Regions from separate parts of the Mus musculus genome. Here region 2 is linked to region 1. A link is a contact called in ENCODE Hi-C or POLR2A ChIA-PET data. All regions are on one chromosome and are shown on one strand. Each heading gives the region's core, a stretch centred on a gene start or an enhancer-like site at or near the end of the contact. The rest is flanking DNA. Distances are from core to core; before and after follow the strand shown. Region 1 holds the start of Atp6v1b2 (ATPase, H+ transporting, lysosomal V1 subunit B2). Region 2 holds the start of Zfp868 (zinc finger protein 868).

Region 1 (4,482 bases), core at 746-3,245:
TCTGGTGCACCTGAAGTCAGCTACAGTGTACTTGTGTTTAATAATAAATAAATCTAAAAAAAAAAAAAAAAAAAAAAAGGCACTGACTGCTCTTTCAAAGGTTCCCAGCAACCACATGGTGGATGGTGGCTCACATCCATCTGTAATGGGATCTGATGCCCTCTTCTGATATGTCTGAAGACAGTGACCGTATGCTCATATAATTAAAATAAATAAATAAATCTTTAGAGGATTCACTTTTTAAAAAAGAACTATATAGAACTCTCTGTTTACATTCAATTACCTCTTTTAATACTTCCAGCAATTTTATCGAGGATTGAAGGATTGTTACATAGGGACCTGAGATGCACTCAAAGTAGACTTAGGTAACCTGGCTACATTTACTTCATTTGTAACATCAGCTGACTGACTTTTAGTTGAAATGCTTGGGAGCAGGAATGCTTTAGATCTCAAATTTCTTATTTTGCCTTTTTTTAAAAAGATTTTTAAAAGATTTATTTATTTTATGTATATGAGTACACTGTAGCTGTCTTCAGACACACCAGAAGAGTGCATCTGACCCCATTAGACTGGCTTTCAGTAAGGTTTATAACTTATCATCAGTGAGCCACCATGTGGTTGCTGGGAACTGAACTCAGGACCTCTGGAAGAGCAGTCAGTGCTCTTAACCACTGAGCCATTTCTCCAGCCTCTCAAATTTCTTTTTTTTTTAATTGTGAAATATTTACATAATATGTCTTGTATATAGGCTGTAAGTCTATAGATAAAACTCATTTATATTCCATACATACCTCACATATATAGCCCAAAGGGAATTTTATAACAACATAGTAATTGGGCTGGAGAGGTGGCTCAGCGGTTAAGAGCACTGGCTGATCTTCCTGAGTTCAAATCCCAGAACCCACATGTGGCTCACAACCATCATGATGGGATCCGAAGTCCTCTTCTGGTGTGTCTAAAGACAGTAACAGTGTGCTCACATACATACAAATAAATAAATCTTTAAAAACAAAACAACAACATAGTAATTTTGTGAATGAGGCAAAGATCCATGCTTCCCAAACTGATAAGTTATAAACCTTACCGAAGGCCAGTCTAGACATCCTCTTGTGTATTTATCAACAAATCTATGGGGAACTAACACAAAGAAGTTTTTCAGTATGTTGCTCCGTCATAGCAAAGTTCTTGTTTTCCTCTTCTGTTCTTATATTGTAAAGAGAACAACAATCAATTTACTGTGTTGTTCGTTTCTCACAGGCTGGTTTTTCTTTTTGTTTTTTTTGTTTTGAAACATAGTTTCACTATGTAGCTCTGGCTGCCCTGGAACTCAGACCTTCCTGCCTCTGCCTCCTGAGTGCTGCGTTTAAAGGCTTGCGCCATCACACCAAGCCAACCGCTAGCTAATTTTATCACAGCCAAAGAAAAGAAACTAGAACCCTTTGTGCGTTCTAACCTCTTAACTGGTTTTCCAATCTGTTCCTAAGGTGGTCTTCCACACCATATACTCTTCGGATATGCAAGAAAGCCAAGTCTGTTCGAAAAGATCCACGAAAAAAAAAGAACTTGGTAGTAGGATAAACTGAAATAAATTTCGACACAAAGTTACCAATCATGGGACTAGGTTTTCTATCTTCTGCTTTCCAAGGTGTTTTCCACAGCTTGATTATGAACCTCAGTTGTCTGTATTTTCTTATGCACGTTTTCCTATCTCTTCCTTCCCTACATTCCAATGAATCTTTCTTTTTCTCGTGAATCCTCTCTCTTGTGTCAATTTTGCCCTCTGGCCCCTTTCGCTTCTCTTTTCCCGCTCCCAGCCTCAGATCCGCGCTCCCAGCACTCTGGTCAGCTCCCTATGCGCCTAGCATGCGCGCGCACCCTGCACCGCCCCCGCAGAGCTCCAGTCACGAGTCTGGGGGCGGGGCGCCGCCGAGAGGGCGGGGCCTCTGCCGCAGCTTCGAAGCGCGCATGGGTGGGGCCGGCCGCACGGGCCTCCCTGCTATATGTGCGCCTGCGCCGCGCTGCTGCGGGGCCAGTCGGGACGGAGGAGACAAGATGGCGTTGCGAGCGATGCGGGGAATCGTGAACGGGGCCGCACCCGAACTGCCCGTGCCCACCGGTGGGCCGATGGCCGGAGCTCGGGAGCAGGCGCTGGCGGTGAGCCGGAACTACCTATCCCAGCCTCGTCTCAGTGAGTACGGGAAAGTGAGCGTGTCCACCAAGCCCTTGGCTTGTGCTCTCACCTGTTCAGCCAGCGGGGAGGGAATGGGATTCATTTCCCCCATCGCTCAGTTCACAAGCACCTCTCCAGCTTTGCGTGAGCTTTTCCGTGACTTCGGTGGGCCGAGCGTGAGAGCACCGACTGGAACCTTCCCATGGGCTAAGTGGGCTCCTGATGATTGCCCTACCCGCTCCGAGTTCTCTGGGTATTGTCAGACACTGGTCTGTCTCTGAGGGCCACTTCTTGTCACTGTCTTCATCTGCTCCTGGCCTCATTTAAATGTCTTCGGGTCGAGGGAACGCCTACTCCGTCCCCCTTTGCCCCGTGGACCTCTGGGCAGGTGGACCGTGCAGAAGGTGTAATGTCATCGCTGATGTGGGCAGGCCCCGCGGCTAGAGGGAGATGTGGCTTATTCTGTAGGGAACCGCTTCACTGGAGGACACCTAGATACCGGAGAACCTTAGAGCTGAAAAATACCCTAGTCGTGCAGTCCCACCCTCTCGTTTTACAGGCGAGACGCCTAAGGTTCTGGAAAGGAGAAGCCATGCCTGGCTTCAGACATCTAATTATTGGGAAAAGAGGAACCAAAAATCGAGTTTCTTAATCCTTTGCTTGGTCTTCTGTTGTTTATTCGTTTACTGACCAGCTAACCAAACGCAGTTAAATGGAAGGTTGCTTTCCACTGTTATGTTCATAGGCTTAAGTGTAGTGATCATAAAAGACCTCAATAAGCCATGTTTAGACAAGCCAGTCATTCCCAAATGGCTCTTGTTGGCTGAAGCTTTCGGTTGTATAGAATCAAACCTCTTCACGGCTCCCTTAAAGCCAGGCAGAGAGCTTTGAAAGAAGACTTTTTTTTTTCCTCTTTTTTAAGTATCTGTTGTTTTCCTGAAAATAAGGTTCCATTTGCACAGGTTAATTGGCAGCTTGGCTCTGTGGGTGGCTCATTGGTTAAAAGCGTTTCAGCTGAAGGGTTTTAGCTAGGCGCCCTCCAGCCTGACTAATCCTGTCCTGAGCTGTCAGTGGGTCATGTGATAACACTGCAGCGAGGGGAAGGGAAAAAAAAAACACACACACACACACATTGGAGAGTGGATTGCTGAGGTGTGCCTTTTAAGCATTTTTTTAGAATAATTGTTAAAATTAGAGAATGCCTGTTAGGGGTTCATGTGAGCCCAAGGAAACGTCGGGAAAACTGACAGATTTATACCTGAGAATTACAGAATCTCTAGAATTGCATTTGATATGTATGCTTTGCTCTGAGCAGAGCACATAGACACTGGTGTGGCTTCTAAGGGAAAAATGTTACAAGGTTATAGTAGTCTCTTTCCATATAACAAGTCATTCAGAGCCAATTCAGGGAGTGTCGACTACTCCATGGCGAAGGTCTTAAGCCCTTCAGGGATGAGTAGTGTTTCTCCACCATATCCATGTGCTTGGCCAATATTTGAAGAGTTTGTTCATAGGAGGATTCTGCTGACTAAGCTGTCTCTAAAAGTTGCATCTTTGTATCCCCAAGTTCACAGTGTCTGACTTAGGAAGTGCTCTGTAAATCCTATAACTTGGAATTCAATTTGTCCTAATAGTTAAGCGTGTATTTTTTTTTTAATATGGATAGGGTTTTTAAAAGGGAGTTGGTATACTGCATTTAAATATCATCTTTTACTATTTTTGCCACATTTTTAGTCAAATTTAAATATTAACTCAATTTTTTATTATTAAAGTTTGATGATACTATCAAAATAATTATAATTAATTGATACACACTCTTTGGAGTAATTTTGGCAGTTGCCCTGTGAAAATCAGATCCTGTTTTAAAACAACTTCAGGATTATTAAAAATTCTAGATATTATATGTACATAATATAAGAAATTACTCAGGCTGTTAAAAAGAAACGGAAAGTAAAATATTCAGGCTGGAAATTAGTAACTAATCTGGAGCACATCATTTGACTTTCTGACATCACAAGGTAAAAAAAAAACTTTGCCCTTTTAAACGTTAAGGAAGATCAACAATATCTTCAAAGCTATTAGAGCAAAATACTATGAGCTTGGTTGGGTTCACTTTTCTTGACCCAGCCAAGCTAACCTTAAGTTTCTTATGTCACAAAGCAGATCCCTAGCAAAAACCACAAGTGACTTTCCTTGCTTTACTTCTAGAGCATGTTCAGGTTAGTTCTCTGGTCTTGCACAATTGAAGGAATGGCTTTCTTAGCATTTGTTTTGCTATGAAGGTGGTGCCTAAAGAGCTAGGGTTTATTGTG
Region 2 (4,482 bases), core at 1,206-3,705, 540 kb after region 1:
AAGAAAATACACAAATAAAACAAAGAACTACAGACATACTGGGTGTGGTGTTGCACAGACTCAAAAGGCAGAGACAGGCAGACTGCTGTGATTTCCAGACCACACTGGTCTACAAAGTTCCAGAGTTCCAGGTCAGACAGGTCACAAGTGAGATTTTGTCTAAAAAAGACAAAATAAGGGGTTGGGAGGGGAAGTCCGCAGACATTAACTATAACTTTCTTTTTTTTTTTAAATTATGTATTTTACATGTATGGGTGTTTTGCTTCCACCACATGCATGCCTGGTACCCACGAAGGCCAGAAGAGGGCTTCATATCTCCTTGGAATGAAATTACAGAACGGTTTAAGCCACCATGTGGTCACTGGAAATCAATCTACAAGAGCAGCAGTGCTCTTAACCACTAAGCCAGCTCTCCAGCCTCACACTTCAAATCACCAATGAAAGCAATGAACCTAATAAAGCAAGTGCTACTGCAGGATCCTGGACGTGAAGTGTTGAAGGGCACAGTCGGCTGTGTCCTGTCCCAAGTTACTCCATACTGTGAGAAAACAGTGGTTTTCCAGACAATGCCTTGCCCTGAGTGACTCCATTTGACTCCATTTTGAGGAAAGAGAATGACTCCAGCCCCTTGGTACATGCACAAACAATACTATCTGTTCAGCCAGATATCACAGGCTTGTTCCTGAGAACAGAAAGAGGGCTACTCTGTAAGTTTATCAGGGTGAGTTGAGACTAGATGGGCATGTATTACAATGCTATCAGGGAAACCAGGGAAGGGCATAAATCCCTCTCCTGGCCTCTTAAATTGATAGACACCTACTAGCACTAGGATGTCTGACCCCAAACCATCCTATCGTCTGATAACTAGTATATAGATGAAGAAAGGACAAGTAGAGACTTTTGTCCCTGAGGTTTCAATAGGCCCCATGACTCACCTACTCACCTGCCTGGCCTTCCACCTAGTCCCTATCCAGACCTGGACCTGAGCCCACAGTTGCCTGCTCTCAGGGCCTTCTATCTAGAACTAAGCAGCATGGCTGACAAGCCTGAGTCCTCTCTGTGACTTCATCAAAGGCTCGCTCCCTGTGGCACAATTGTTTTGAGTTCCTTTTCATATCAGGACAAACTCTACCTACATTTCTCTCAGCCTACTTCTAAGTATTCATTTTATAAACTAAATATATGCAGAGATATACTGTGTGCTTTGACATGAGAATTAATATTAACAATTAAAACTAAAAGAAGGGCTGGAGAGATGGCTCAGTGGTTAAGAGCATTGACTGCTCCTCCAGAGGTCCTATGTTCAATTCCCAGCAACCACATGGTGGCTCACAACCATCTGTAATGGGATCAGATGCTCTCTTCCATTGCGTCTGAAGAGAGCGAAAGTGTACTCACATACATAAAATAAATAAATCTTAAAAAAAAAAGACTAGAATAAAACCCACATTAACCTTGTCCTAATTACAAATGTAAGTGAAATCACTTGGCAAATTGCTGCCATCAAAACCTTTTAAGTTTATTGTTATTCAAAAATATTTGATACTTTGGGGAGATACAAATGTGTCTATCTTATTTCTAGCATAGTATGCTCATGTTCTCAGTTTAAACTAGTAGTTCAACATACTTCCAATAAAAATGCTAAAATAAACAAGAAATAAAGGTTGTGTGGAAATGAAGAAAAGGACCAGAATGGTGAACACAATACAGAAGAATCGACTACAATGCTTCCTGACTAACAGTTCTCGGCGAACCTCGGTACGCAAAACAATGCACTATTTGAGGGAAGAAAAATTAACAAGCCCACAAATGCATAAGCAGAAATAAAAACAAAAATATAATCAAAGGATGTCTGACCGAAGAACAAAATAAATTCAAGGAGACAAGTCATCTTTCCCAGAGCTGGTTTTAAACATCTTTGCAAAGAAACTCACTGGACTTTACAAATGTCGTAAAATTAACCTAAAGAGGTTGCCACACTTACATGTGGAAAGCAAAGTTCAGAACTTCTCGAAGACAGCACAAAGAACCTAGACAGCCTTAGTCTAGCAAGCAGCCTTCAGCGCACCACCAAAAGCAGGACGTCCCCGCCAGCCCGGATCGTGACGTCATCCGCGTACTGGCTTCCGCCCATCCCCCGCCCCCCGCAGGGCGGGACCTCCCGCTCAGCGCTGACGCCAAGAGGATCAGGGCGGAAGTACCTACGGACCGCAGGCGGAGGCCCAGGTCGCAGCCCCGACGTCCCCGCGTTCACTGCCCCAACCCCAGGGAGGACCCACCACCCCGGCTCCCGCAGCCCAGCCGGCCGCTCCTCCCATCAGGGGACAGCGGCCCTCGCTCACCATTGCCAGGCTCCGAGCTCACCCGCGCTCCCCCACACAGCTCCAAGCACTGGCTCCCACAACGGCTTTCCTCAGTTTCGGTGAAGAACCTTTAGCTAACATGGCGGCCGAAAAGAACCCGCCCCCCCGCCTCCTAGAAGCTTCTGATTGGACAACCTGTCTGTAGCTCCTGATTGGTTAGAACTGCTCTAGGTGATCTGAGTGACAGGAGTAGCTCCTCTTGCAGTTCCTTAGGCTGTGAGTCTAGAGCCCATTGTTTAGTGTTGCGGTGGCCAGCAGGTGTCAACATAGGTTCATGGCTCTTGTGTACCTCTAGGTGTGCCCTACTGAATGATTCCAGGACCCTGACCAGTGAAAATAGTTAACGATGTCAGGCCAGTTTTGTGACTCTGACTTACCTAGGGACAAGTCCGCTGAAAGAACCAAACTAGTGTTTGGTGATGACAGTTCAGGGGGCACTGTACCATAGCTTCTTCAGAATATTTTTGTTGAGACTCTTCCTTTATTGTGTACAAGAGCCTCAAACTCGTAGTCCGCCTCAGTCAATGTGCCTAAAGCCATTTTTTTTCTTTTCTTTTTTATTGGATATTTATTTACATTTCATATGTTATCCCCTTTCCCGGTTTCCCTCCCTCCAAGAAACACCTTATTACATTCTTCCTCACCCTGTTTCTATGAGGGTGTTACTCCACCCAACCACACACCCACTCCCACCTCCCAGCCATCAATTCCCCTATACTGGGGCATCTATCGAGCCTTCATAGGACCAAGGACCTCTCCTTCCATTGATGCATGACAAGGCCATCCTCTACTTCAGTCCTTTCTCTAACTCCTCTATTGGGGAATCCCATGCTCAGTCCAATGATTGGCTGCCAACATCCATCTCTGTATTTGTAAGAATCTGGCAGGGCCTCTCAGGAGATAGCCATATCAGGCTCCTTTCAGCATGCACTTCTTGGCATCCACAGTAGTGTCTGGGTTTGGTAACTGTATTTGGGATGAATCCCCAGGTGGGACAGACTCTGAGTGCCCTTTCCTGTAGTCTCTGCTCTACACTTTATCTCCATATTTGCTCCTGTGAATATTTTGTTCTCCTTCTAAGAAGGACCGAAGCAACCATACTTTGTTCTTCCTTCTTACTGAGCTTCATGCAGTCTGTGACTTGTATCCTGGTTATTTGGAGCTTTGGAGCTAGTATTCACTTATCAGTGAGTGTATAAAATGTGTTTTCTTTTGCACCTGGGTTACCTCACTAAGGATGATATTTTCTAGTTCTATCCATTTGCCTAAGAATTTCATGAATTCGTTTTTAATAGCTGAGTACTACTCCATTGTGTAAATGTACCACATTTCCTGAATCCATTCCAGATTTGAAGGATCAAATCTTCAAATCAGGGATCAGGGTTGTTTCCAACTCCTACCTCTTATAAAAAAGACTGCTATGAACATAGTGGAGCATGTGTCCTTCTTACATGTTGGAGTATCTTCTAGTTATATGCCCAGGAGTGGTAGAGCTGGGTCCTCAGGTAATACTATGTCCAATTTTCGAGGAACTGCCAAACTGATTTACAGAGTGGTTGTACCAGCTTGCAATACCACCAACAATGGAGGAGTGTTCCTCTTTCTCCACATCCTCTCCAGCATCTGCTGTCACCTGAGTTTTTGATCTTAGCCATTCTGACTGGTATGAGGTGGAATCTCAGGGTTCTTTCGATTTACATTTCCCTGATGACTAAGGATGCTGAACATTTCTTTAGGTGCTTCTCAGCCATTTAGTATTTCTCAGTTAAGAATTCTTTGTTTAGCTCTGTACCCCATTTTTAATAGGGTTATTTGGTTCTCTGGAGTCTAACTTCTTGAGTTCTTTGTATATATTGGATATTAGCCCTCTATCAGATGTAGGGTTGGTAAAGATCCTTTCCCAATCTGTTGGTTGCCTTTTTGCCTTATTGACAGTGTCATTTGCTTACAGAAGCTTTGCAATTTTATGAGGTCCCATTTGTCAATTCTTGATCTTACAGCACAAGCCATTGGTGTTCTGTTCAGGAATTTTCCCCCTGTGCCCATATCTTAGAGGCTCTTCCCCACTTCCTCCTCTATAAGTTTCAGTGTTTCTGGTTTTATGTGGAGGTCCTTGATC

Evidence for each region. Hi-C counts contacts between places; a loop is a spot of excess contacts on that map. ChIA-PET counts read pairs that join two places held with the same protein, here RNA polymerase II (POLR2A).
Region 2: a loop to region 1 is called in a map of T-helper 17 cell, with 3 times the contacts of the local background. The contact joins the promoter of Zfp868 here to the promoter of Atp6v1b2 in region 1. A Hi-C loop is called at or near these places in 1 of 37 maps with a recorded cell type or tissue (T-helper 17 cell). POLR2A ChIA-PET finds 5 or more read pairs at or near these places in 1 of 5 experiments (embryonic stem cell).

Annotation. Positions count from the first base shown.
Region 1 is chr8:69,086,741-69,091,222 of GRCm38, forward strand. Atp6v1b2 (ATPase, H+ transporting, lysosomal V1 subunit B2) reads left to right here and starts at 1,996. Exons shown (of 14, transcript NM_007509.3): 1 at 1,996-2,188. The coding sequence starts at 2,053. It overlaps Slc18a1 (solute carrier family 18 (vesicular monoamine), member 1), which reads right to left and starts at 2,482. Exons shown (of 17, transcript NM_153054.2): 1 at 2,241-2,482.
Region 2 is chr8:69,623,093-69,627,574 of GRCm38, forward strand. It overlaps Zfp868 (zinc finger protein 868), which reads right to left and starts at 2,456. Exons shown (of 5, transcript NM_172754.2): 1 at 2,343-2,456.